Linked DNA regions of Homo sapiens: region 2 is linked to region 1. A link is a contact called in ENCODE Hi-C or POLR2A ChIA-PET data. All regions are on one chromosome and are shown on one strand. Each heading gives the region's core, a stretch centred on a gene start or an enhancer-like site at or near the end of the contact. The rest is flanking DNA. Distances are from core to core; before and after follow the strand shown.

Region 1 (5,497 bases), core at 660-3,159:
ATAAGCTCCGCCTCCCGGTTTCACGCCATTCTCCTGCCTCAGCCTCCCGACAGCTGGGGCTACAGGCGCCTGCCACCACGCCCGGCTAATTTTTGTTTTTTTTCAGTAGAGATGGGGTTTCACCATGTTGGCCAGATGGTCTCGATCTCTTGCCCTCGTGATCTGCCCGCCTCTGCCTCCCAAAGTGCTGGGATTACAGGTGTGATCCTCTGCGCCCAGCCAGTACAATTTATTTTGTAAATTGACATTTGTCTTCTTTATTTTGCTTGACTTTTTATGTGTGTCTTCTTGTCACTCCACCTATATTGTTATCTCCTCACAAACCTGCTGGAGTCCTGGGAGGTTTCGTATTTCCTTTTGTATCTCTGGGGCTTCCATTCCTCTGGATTTCCTGGGATGAATAGTCAGTTTAAGCTGGAAAATCCATCTTTGAATTAATCCCAGCATCTGTTTAGAGTTTAGGGAAGAGAGAGGAAGAGACATAGCCTGACCAATATTGTCTTTATCCTTTCTTATTTTTAGGGTCATTTTAGTGAGATTTAGGAGAGGATATAAATATTTGTGCAAATTCTCATCTTAAACTTAAGACCTTATTAAAACATTAAAAACTGCTTTAGCATACTTTGTTTGAGGGCTTGGGAGTATCCATTTTGGTCATTTTTCTGTTATCATCTTCTTAGCCTAACAATAGCATTTGACACAGGTCACGGTCAATCAGTTCCTTTTTCAAACATGTTCTGCAGTTGGCTTCCAAGATGCCATACTCTGTCTTACTGTCCACTCAAACTTAGTCACCATTGCCACTTCTCCCAAACCTCTTACCATTGGCATGCCCAAAGCCTGGTCTTGGATCTCTTCTTGGTATCTGCACCCTGCTTTGTGAGCTAGCCCCTCCTCATGGCTTCAAATAGCATCTTAAATTGATGATTATTTGTACCTCCAACCTGAATATTTCTCCTTAAGTCCAGATTGATCTCACCAATTGCCTACTCAACATTTCTAGGTGGATATGTAATACATGACTCACATATAACGTGCCCCAAACTTGCTCCTGACATCAGCCTCCAAAACCTGCTTTTCCAGAAGTCTTTACCATCTTACTAGATGGCTGTGCTGTCCTTCTAGTTGCTCAGATAAAAAATCTTGACTCCCCGCTTTCTCCATACCATGCATCCAGTCTACCCTCGCATCTTGTCAGCTCTGCCTTCACCATGTGTCTGGAGTCCAGCAGCACATCCACTGATGCTGTCTGGTCCAGGCTGCTATGACCTCATCCCTGGGTCACTGCTGGTGCCACCTCACTGGCCTGTGTCCACCCTTGCTCTTGCCTTCCTTCTCTGCACAGCAGCAGCGTTTCTGTTAGAACAGCCACTGTGGGCCGGGTGCAGTGGCTCATGCCTGTAATCCCAGAACTTTGGGAGGCTGAGGAGGGTAGATCACTTGAGGTCAGGTGTTCGAGATCAGCCTGGCCAACATGATGAAACCCTGTCTCTACTAAAATACAAAAATCCGCCGGCGTGGTGATGCATGCCTGTAGTCCCAGCTACTCGGGAGGCTGAGGCAGGAGAAGCGCTTCAACCCGAGATGAGGAGGTTGCAGTGAGCCGCGCACTGCAGCCTGGGAGACAGAGGGAGACTCCGTCTCAAGGCTCCAGCCTGGGCGACAGAGCAAGACTCTGTTTCAAAACAACACACAAAAAAACAGTCACTCTGGTGCTCTGCCCACCCTAGCCCAGCTCTGCTGCTTCTTTGCTCTCCTCCCCTTCAATTCTCACTCTGCTTCAGCCCACTGATCTCCAGCTGTCCTCAGATACATCAAGGCCTCTCCCACCTTGTGGTTACTGTCCCTTCTGCCTGGAAGCATTTTCCTGGATGTACATGTGACTCACTCCCTGGCCTCTTCCAGCCCACACACCCACACTCACACTGGGAGCACGCAGACCACACCCTTCCTGAATCCATAGATTGAGCCGTCCCCTGCCTTCCCCACAGATGCCCTATCCTCCTCCTTCACTTTCTTCACTTAGTTTTTCCTCTCTAGCACTTACTACCATTGAACATTTCACATATTTTTCTTATTTGTTTTATTTGTTGTCTGTGTTTTTCTAGTACAATGGAAGCTGTGGGGCAGGGGAAGAGGATTTTTTGTCTGTTCCTTACTGCTGAAAATTGAATTTGGTCTAGAAGATAACTTTCTTCATCTTAGGAATGGTTGCTTAACTCCTCCAACTTTGCATTGATAGAAAAATCAAAGGTAGGCTGGGCACGGTGGCTCACGCCTGTAATCCCAGCATTTTGGGAGGCTGAGGCTGGCGGATCACCTGAGGTTGGGAGTTCGAGACCAGCCTGACCAACATAGAGAAACCCCGTCTCTACTACAAATACAAAATTAGCCAGGTGTGGTGGTGGGCACCTGTAATCCCAGCTAACTCAGGAGGCTGAGTCAGGAAAATCGCTTGAACCCGGGAGGCGGATGTTGCAGTGAGCCGAGATTGCGCCATTGCACTCCAGCCTGGGCAACAAGAGCGAAACTCCGTCTCAAAAAAAGAAAAAAAAAAAGAAAAGAAAAAAGAAAAAAAACAGAAAGAAAAGTCAAAGATAGGAACAGCAATCAATAGCAAATAGCAGGACAAAATAAAAGGGACATAAAGAATCATTTGGTTACAAAATGAGCATTTTTACTCATATTTTTTAGTGGTTTTATTTACTTTCTCATACAGGAGTTCGTTTTAATCTTTATAGCAATGACTTTTTAAAAAAATCAGTGATTATCCCATTTTTATTGGTAAGGACACAGAAATAGGCATTTTGTCCACCTGTAGACACCATGTAGCTGGCAAAGCCAAGACCATTATGCAACTTTGCTTGCGTGAAAACAGGATAATTCAACATTTCAAAAGTGAAATTTCCTTCTTCTATGTGGAAAAGAAAGGGGTAACTGAAGGAAACTTACTATTGTTACCTGGGGGCAGCAGGGTTAAGGGAAAGCAAAATGGCTCTTCCTGATTTCTTCATTAGAGATGTGCACTTCTGATCATATATTGGCCTTCCTTTACAGCAGGTTCTTGAATAACATCATTTCATTCAATGTCATTTTCTTACAACATTGACTAGAAAGCAATTCCTGGCGCGGGGCCACTGTCTGTGTGGAGTTTGCATGGTCTCCCCATGTCTCTGTAGGTTTCTGCAGGTACTCTGGTTTCCTCCCACATTGCAAAGCCGTGCATGTGAGGTGAACCATGGTGTCTGCTTGGTCCCAGTGTGAGTGTGGGTGTGTGTGGGTGCACCTGCGGTGGGGGATGGCATACTGTCCAGGGTTGGTTCCCTCCTTGCACCCTGAGCTGTTGGGACACGATCTGGCAGACTCAATTAATTATTCCTGATAATGGAAGAATTGAGTAAATAGCTATCTTACTTGTTCTTATTAATCTTTCTTAAATGTATGTATAGCTCACATTTATTTCAATGCTTAATAGTTAGAAGCGTTTGGGGCTTTTATTTAGAAGTTTGGTGATGTTTTCATGGCCAGAAATACGCTCCAGGAACTTAACTCTTGTTTATATCAATGAACCTATGATACAACTGCTTTTGTTATACGTCGTTTCACTTAAAGTGGCAGTTTCTAAGACTCTATCAATGATGTTAAGTGAGGACTTACTGTATCTGGAAGCTATCATTTGCTCAAATTTTCATCGCTCTTTCAAAATAAAATAGCCTAAGTGGGTATCCCCGTCAGCGTTTACCAGCAGATCAAAAAATCTTACTGTACCCTACCACTTCTGGAAATGTTCCTACTTATGGGAATTCTTGATGGGGTTCTGGCTTTAAAAAGCCCCAGTTATGATGATGAACCAACTTTATTATGTATAGTACATACAAGATATTGGAAGACAGAGACCACAAACTCTAATTCGATGCTTCTCAATCACATGTAAGTTATGGTCAAGAAATATATAGGTTGTATTTTTTATGATAAATGTTACTAAAAATCAGGGAAGAAAGGAAGGAAAAAGGAGGGGAGGGAGGGAGGAGGAGGAAGGAAGGAAAAAAACAGGGGCTCCAATTTTGATCTTTTAAAAATCTTGAGAATTTATTAATCCTGCTATTCTGACTGGCAAGTTGAGAAACAGCATCAGGATTTTATAGCCTATACATGACAAGACATCACTAAATCAGACTAATTGAGGGCAGAGAAAGTTAGAATCATCACAAAGTAAAATTATAGCATATAAAGAAATGCAGCCTTTTCATATTTTTGCTTATACTGTATCTCCAATTAAATAGTAACTAAGTGTTGCAAAGTATAGGTCCTGAAGGGTGGGCCTCCTTTTAATGAGTAGTTAAGAGCCATTTTAATCAGCAGGTTGTTTGTAAACATATGAACAAGTATAAATTATTTTCAGTGGGTTAAATATTTTTGCTGAAATATTTTCCCCCTGAATTTCTGCTTGGTAAGCTTTTGGCCGTAGCCTAGCCCAACTAAACTGCAGCCTCGTCTAGGTTACATAAGGACACGGGGTTTCAGCTTGAACCCTAGCCTTTCACATTTGCTAAGGCCCAGACTTCCAGGCTGGTGGGGAGAATGTCAGGCTTGCTTCCCCTTGTTGTCAGCCTTATCCAGTCACATTCCACCTTCTTGTGAGTTCTTGTTGCTCATGGGAAATGCCAGTGTCCTATTTTTAGAAGAGCAGCCCTCAAACTGGTACCCTTTGAAATCTACTTCAAGGACTTTGAAATGCAGGAACTCTTATTCTCTGGTTCACAGTTTGCAATTTCAGATAGCCACACATCTACAGTGCTATCTCCTAGGAAAGCCTTCCCGAAGTCTCAGTTATGCTCCCCTTTTCTGCTTCTCTCTCCTACCTGTACCCTTAGCCCTTGCTCTCTTCTTTCTTATTTTGTGTCCTTCTCTGGACTGTAGGTTCTTTGAATACTGAGACCTTCCAGTTATTCTTTCTTCTATCCCAAACACCTGGCATAGTGAGTGGCATCCTATCTAAGCAAACCACTGGGACCCACTGGATACAGCAGCTGGTCTCTTTCCAGAAGCTGAAGCTGACAACTACCTAGACCCCCTTTGGCCACATAAAGATGGAGGCTGCCTGGCCTCAGGAGGCGTGTCCTGGGGCAGTGTTGTGGGCAGGATGGGCGGGGATGGGGTAGGGAGAATCCATGCCCAAGATTCAGCTCCTGGAGGAACAGGGTGCTGTCTGGAGCATTTCTCTCACGGGAAAGTCTGCCGAGCCTGTCTTCCGTCACCCTTTCTTATCGCCCCTTCGTCTATCCTCACCTACATTTCTTCCCTCTTGCCCAACCTGAGAAAGAGACGTTTAACTTAATAACATCTCTTCAGAGTGTTTAAAAATGATGGACAAACTTACATGTGAAACTATAAAACTTCTAGAAAATTCATAAGAGAGAGGACTTAGGACTGGGTGAAGACCTGTTAGACTTGATGCCAAAAACAATCCATAAGAGGAAAAACTGATCAATTAGAA
Region 2 (6,038 bases), core at 3,348-5,847, 77 kb before region 1:
GTGCTATCAGATCCTGGGCTGGAGAGCACTTGCTTCCTCATGCTGTGTGACATCTGGAACATGCTGTGAGAGTAGAATAAGAATTCCAAGTAAAATTATACAGTATATTCTGAAAGAAAGGTAAATTTTGCATACCCAGCCTGCAGAAAGTGTAACAGCTTGTGGTGACCAGGACTGGTTGCTGCCCCTCTGAATCACGCTTTAGACAAGTGGTTGGAAATTGTAGACTGCCACAACCCCTGGTTGTTTGCATAGCATAATCAGCTCTCTGATTATTTCCTGTGACTGGAGTGGGTTCAACAAGAAGATGCTACAGGGAACTGCTGGCACAGGTAGACACAGCCACCATTCCCATGGGATTAGCCTTGCTGTTCACAGCCACTGCATTCTGGGAGACTTCCTGCCCCAGCATTTCAGCAAAAGCTAAGTACCTTGGAATTTAAGCACTGGGACTATGGGGAGGAGTCAGAGCTGCCCCGTGGGCCTAGCCCCTACCAGCATTCCCAGCATTCCTTAGATAACAGCTAACTGCAGCCGACTTGCAAACCGGCCCTAGGGTTAAGATCTCCGTTTAGGAGAGCAACCAAGTTGAATCTCATGGCTGAGATTTCTGGGAAAGAGCCTGTCATTAGCCCACCCCATCCCCAGATTAGCCCCTGCTCCTGAGACTAGGCAGTGTGGTCACATTACACCAAGACAGTGGCTCTCAAGGAAAGGGATGGTATTCAGAGAAGGCAGTAGGTGCTCCCACATCCATGTTGTTGTAGAAATGTATAATATACATAAAAGGGATCACATTATATATACACTTTTATGTTCTGCTTTATTCACTTATACATCATGAACACTCTATAGTTCATATTCTTTGAAAACATTTTAATGTCTTTTTGCTATCTCTTGTATGGGCATATTATGGTTTATTGATTCTTCTACTGTTAAACATTTAGATTTTTTGCAGTTTTTTCCAATTATAAAAATTATTGGCTGAGCATGGTGGCTCATCCGTGTAATCCCAGCATGTTGGGAGGCCGAGATGGGCAGATCACTTGAGCCCATCTCAGAGTTTTGAGACCAGCCTGAGGAACATGGCAAAACCCTGTCTCTACAAAAATTAGCTAGGTGTGGTGGCGTGTGCCTGTAGTCTCAGCTACTTGGGAGACTGAGGTGGGAGGATCATTTGAGCCCAGAGAGGTTGAGGCTGAAGTGAGCAGTGATTGTGCCACTGAACTCCAGTTTGGGTGACAGATTTAGTTTTTGTATTTCCTTATTAAAGGTTTCAAAAAGATCACCTCTGAATTAAAGGATAAGAAATTTTAGCTGTCATTATGTACTGTCAATATGTCAGATAGCTTTTTAGAAAGGTGGAGTAACAAATGAATATAGAGCTGATTTGTTGCATGCCAGTGGTGAAACTCACACACATTAGAATAACACATAGGCATGTTTAGCTGTAAGCATGAGGGTACTCAGGTGGCAGGGGTCACGCAAACATTCCACATATGGGAGAGCTTTTGGTTTTTAACAGCTTTATTGAGAGAATTTAAATGCCATACAATGCACTCATTTAAAGTGTACAATTCAGTGGCTTGTATTATATTCACAGAGTTGAATATACTACTACATGCATAGAGTTGAATATGCATCCATCACCACAGTCATGTTTAGAGTATTTTCATTACCAGCTGTCACCCCCTACTACCTCCATCCCAAGTCTGCAACCACTAATCTACTGTCTTTATAGATTTTCCTATTTGGGATATTCCATGTAAATAGAATCATATAATATATGGTCCTTTGTGTCTGGTCTTTGACTTTGCATGCTGTTTTTAAGGTTCATCCATGTTGTAGCATGTATCAATACTTCATTCCTGTTTATTGCTGATAGGAGAGCTTATATCACATCAGCAGAAGGGCCTGTGAGTCTGCGGTTAGAGAAAGGGAATTGAGGACCCATTTGGGAGCAGTGATCATGAATTATAGTGGCACTGATTTTCTTTATTATGTGACTTTCTCCAGCATCCTTACATTTTCAGTGACTGTAGCAGTAGTCATTTTTGTGAATGTACCTGTTTATTTACCCTATCCATTATTAGTGGATAAGTCTTTCCTAATCTTCACTCTTTTGAAAACTGCTTCAATAGATAGATCTTTGAACATTTATGTGATTGTCTTTTGTGGGTGAATTTCTAGAAATAGATTTGGTGGGTGAAGGGGTATGGTCAGTTTACATTTTGACACAGAGTGCCACTCTGCCTTCCCAAAAGCTGGAAGGAACTTGTCTTCATCACACTAAAAATGTCAGTCTTCTTAATCTGTGGTGATTTGCAGTGTGAAAAATTGTTCATTAGTGTTATTGTTAGCATTTTTTGCACTGTTCAGATTAAACAGTTTTTTCATATGTGTTTTACCATTTGTGTTTTTTCTTTTAGAATTTATAAGGTTAGAAGTAAGTAGAAGTGTACATTTTTATGTAGCCAAGTATTTTATTTTTCAGTATTTCCTGCTGCTGCTTTAAGTTTAATTAAAATTTTAACAATATCTTGTTACTGTTAATTATCATTATTACACTGTTAACCTGTTTATTATCCCATTATGCTTTTCTTTGATTGTTCTGTTACCATTTCCTTTCTACTATTTTTCCTGTGGTTTATAATAACCATTTAATTTCTTTTAAACATGCCACCTTCAATGTTACTCTTCAAAATATTTATTCTTCTCAAGATAGAAGAAACTTACAACCCTCAATTAGACATTTTCTAACACAGCTAACCCTTGCATTTTCACACCAATTATTTCTTTCTACTTTAATTTTAGAAGACTCTAAACTGCTAACTGAAGATTTTCTTAGAAACTTAAAAACATAGCCCTTTACAAAAATGTTTATTTGCAGTCTAAGAGTTAGTTAATTTACAAATGAAAACTACTAAATATCAAATTAATAGACAGCAACTTTAGCTGACCTTTGCATTAATTTCTTATATTTTAATTTGCACAACTCTGCAAATACATTTGAAAACAGATTAAAAATTTTCTGTAGAGACATGACCTCACTATGTTGACCAGGCTGGTCTCAAACTCCTAGACTCAAGCAGTTCTCTCACCTCAGCCTCCCAAAGTGCTGGGATTACAGGCCTGGAGTTTAAGAGAGGCACACTGAAGAAGTCTGAGTTCCTTTAAAATACTTGAGCAAAGAATGAAAAGAAAAAGTCCGGGTGCGGTGGCTCACACCTGTAATCCCGACACTTTGGGAGCCTAGGGCGGATGGATCATCTAAGGTCAGGAGTTTGAGACCGGCCTGATCAACATGGTGAAACCCCGTCTCTACTAAAAACATGGAAAAATTAGCTGGGCGGGGTGGTGCATGCCTGTAATCCCAGCTACTCGGGAGGCTCAGGCAGGAGAATCACCTGAACCCAGGAGGCGGAGGTTGCAATGAGCCGAGATCGCGCCATTGTACTCCAGCCTGGGCAACGAGAGCAAAACTCCGTCATGGAGAAAAAAAAAAGAAAGAAAGAAAAAGAAAAAAAATGGGATAATGAAGCAAATATGCCAGACTCTTGTTACTGTTGAGAATGGGTATATGTGGGTTCATTATACCATTCTCTCTTCTTTTGATTATGTTTAAAATACTTCATAATAAAAACTGTTTAAGCTGTTGAAAAATATGATCCATCAAAATGAGAGTAAACTGAGCTATCCGGGAAGATGCAGCGGTGGAAAAGAGGGGATCCAGCAGGGGAGAGAAGCACAGGCAAGCCCACAGGAACCATGGCAGCAAAGCCCCGTGAGAGCTGTGCCCACACATCTCCTCCGTCCCTACTCTCAGCTCCAGATGAGCTTGCTGCAGGCAGGGGCTGTGAGGTTGTTTCCTGCCCCTGTGTTCCTCTTCCCTGACAGTGGCTGGCCCTGCAGGTTTGCAGGGAAGGTGCTGAGGGGGCTGATAAATCTCTGTTGGATACAGAAGCACCAGAAGTCACGGGGAAATGGAGGGTTTAGGTGTAGATACCTTCCTGAAGCGGAAGCACCTATGAGGCAGTGAGCTGGAATGAAAGGAATCTGGTCTGAAGAGATAGTTTAAGATCAAGGCAGGACTGTTTTAAGTGAGGTAAGGTCCAGGAGGTGACGGGAGAGTGCCGGCATTCAGAGGGCCAGGAAGCTTGAGGCTGGGTTGTTGAATTAATCATTCACATGGATATTGAAATAATCCAGGATGATGGGAGAGTCCCTCCCTCCCACTCTCCCTGACATTTTATTATGAAGATTTCAAAACTACAACAAAGCTGAAAGAATTTTACAGGGAACGCTCATATATCCAATACCTGAATTCTACCTTTATTCTTTTACTTTGTTTTATCACGTATCTGCCGATCCATCCATCTGTCCATTTCACATGTTTTACTCATTTCAAGTAAATTGCAGGCACCACTGTGTTTCCCTCACGCAGGAATGCTGAGGGTTAAATGTGGGGGTATTTTTAAACTGTTAGATATTATTGAAATACAGTGTTTTAAATCTAATTAAGATGTTCCTTGACTTCAGGTTGCGAATGATGACTCAATTCCTGAATCAGCTTCGGGAACGGAGCCAGACCCAGGTGGAGACTGGGCCACTCTAGTTCCCTTGCTCAGCAGGAGCAGCAGGGCTGTCACAGCAGCTTCCTCTGTGGGCATGCAGTGGCCGCTCCTCCCACTCAGCACCTTCGCCCCGCAGATGCAAATGCTCCTCTGCTCTTAGAACAAAACTGCAACCCCGAAGATAGGTAACGGAAAGGAGATTGCAGCGTTTGGAAGGGAAGGCTGAGGCGGCATATTCTGGCGGGGAACTAGTCATAATGCTAGTTATCCGATCATTGAAACATCTTCTAGGTAGACTGTTCCATCCTTCAGTTTGCTTTTCTTTTCCCAAACGGTAATTGCTCCTAATCTGAGGTGGAGTAAGTCTAACCAAGTTCTAGTGCCTGTCTCTGACCCATGGGTAGCTAGAAAATTACAGCTCAAGGTGAAGTCTCAAGAGGAGTAGCCTTATATTTTGTGAAATGCTAAATAAAAAGATCTTCTGTTCTCATGAACCACTTACAACTTGGGCTTTATTTTTACCTGTATGGAAAACATGAAAAGTAACAAGAAAAACATGTTTACGTTTGGTTTTGACCTAGCACTGGTCTCTGAAGCAGGCCCCAGTGAGAGTTCGTACTGTAACTAACAGGCTCTGTGACCCTGGGCAGGTTCCTTACCTGGCAGTGCCCCAGTTTCGGCATCTGTGCATGATGGTGGTACCTGTTCTGCCTCTCTTGCTTGTGAAAATGCACAGAAAGAGCAGTGTAAGTGTCAGATGTTGTGTCTGCCTAGATGGCTTCAGGGCCTGGACTTACCACCTTAGCACTCAACCACTTGCATCCTTTCTGTCTTCTGGGGTCCCATCTCTCTTGCAGAGTCTTGTGTCATCTCCCCCACTGGGAAGGGGAAAGAGGACTGGCCCAATAGGGCCCCAGCCATGTGGTAATTGGGGCTGCTTAGCCCTGCCATCTGCCTCCAGGCAGAGTTGTTTCCCAGAGGGTCCAGAAGAAATGAACAGGCTGGGAGCAAGAGAAAATCTTGTCCATTGGAGAATGCCTGTCAGGAGGCCAGGCTGATGAGGGCAGCTGGTCCTGAAGTCCCTCTGCCTAAGAGCTCTCTCTCCAGACCCCCAAAATGCCCAGGGCTCTCTCCCTCACTGCACTCAGGTCTCCAAGGTCACCTCTGGTCTTTCCAGTCTAGCACTCCACCTGGTTACACCCTATCCCTTTTCCCTGCTTATTTTCCTCATAGGACATTACCTAACAAGGTATATTTGTTTATCGTCCCTCTCCCGCCTTAGAATGAAAACTGCACCAGGACAGGAACTTTTGTTTTTTTCACCTCTGTTCCCAGCACTTAGAAGGGAAGAGTGCCTGATACATAATAGACAAAAAACACTGTTGTATGACTGCATGAATCAATCAGAAACAAAGCTACAGACCCATAGTGTGAGGCCAGAAGCTTTCATCTCCTGTGCCCTTG

Evidence for each region. Hi-C counts contacts between places; a loop is a spot of excess contacts on that map. ChIA-PET counts read pairs that join two places held with the same protein, here RNA polymerase II (POLR2A). Pooled maps may share reads with other maps.
Region 2: a map of PC-9 shows a loop between it and region 1 (7-fold over the local background). The contact joins two enhancer-like sites. A Hi-C loop is called at or near these places in 8 of 168 maps with a recorded cell type or tissue (IMR-90, PC-3, PC-9 and 4 more) and 8 of 50 pooled maps. POLR2A ChIA-PET finds 5 or more read pairs at or near these places in 7 of 52 experiments (AG04450, H1, HEK293 and 3 more).

Annotation. Positions count from the first base shown.
Region 1 is chr15:29,840,248-29,845,744 of GRCh38, reverse strand. It overlaps a transcript of TJP1 not described here. Among named protein-coding and RNA genes, the nearest start is that of TJP1, 21 kb to the right of the region's middle. Within about 2 kb of position 1,909, at least 4 of the 41 ENCODE cell types and tissues checked have a DNase peak (open chromatin) inside an H3K27ac peak, as active enhancers do; they include PC-3, PC-9 and mammary epithelial cell, where a contact is called at or near this core.
Region 2 is chr15:29,919,315-29,925,352 of GRCh38, reverse strand. It overlaps a transcript of TJP1 not described here. Among named protein-coding and RNA genes, the nearest start is that of TJP1, 100 kb to the right of the region's middle. RefSeq lists an enhancer at 1,050-1,599. Within about 2 kb of position 4,597, at least 5 of the 41 ENCODE cell types and tissues checked have a DNase peak (open chromatin) inside an H3K27ac peak, as active enhancers do; they include PC-3, PC-9 and mammary epithelial cell, where a contact is called at or near this core.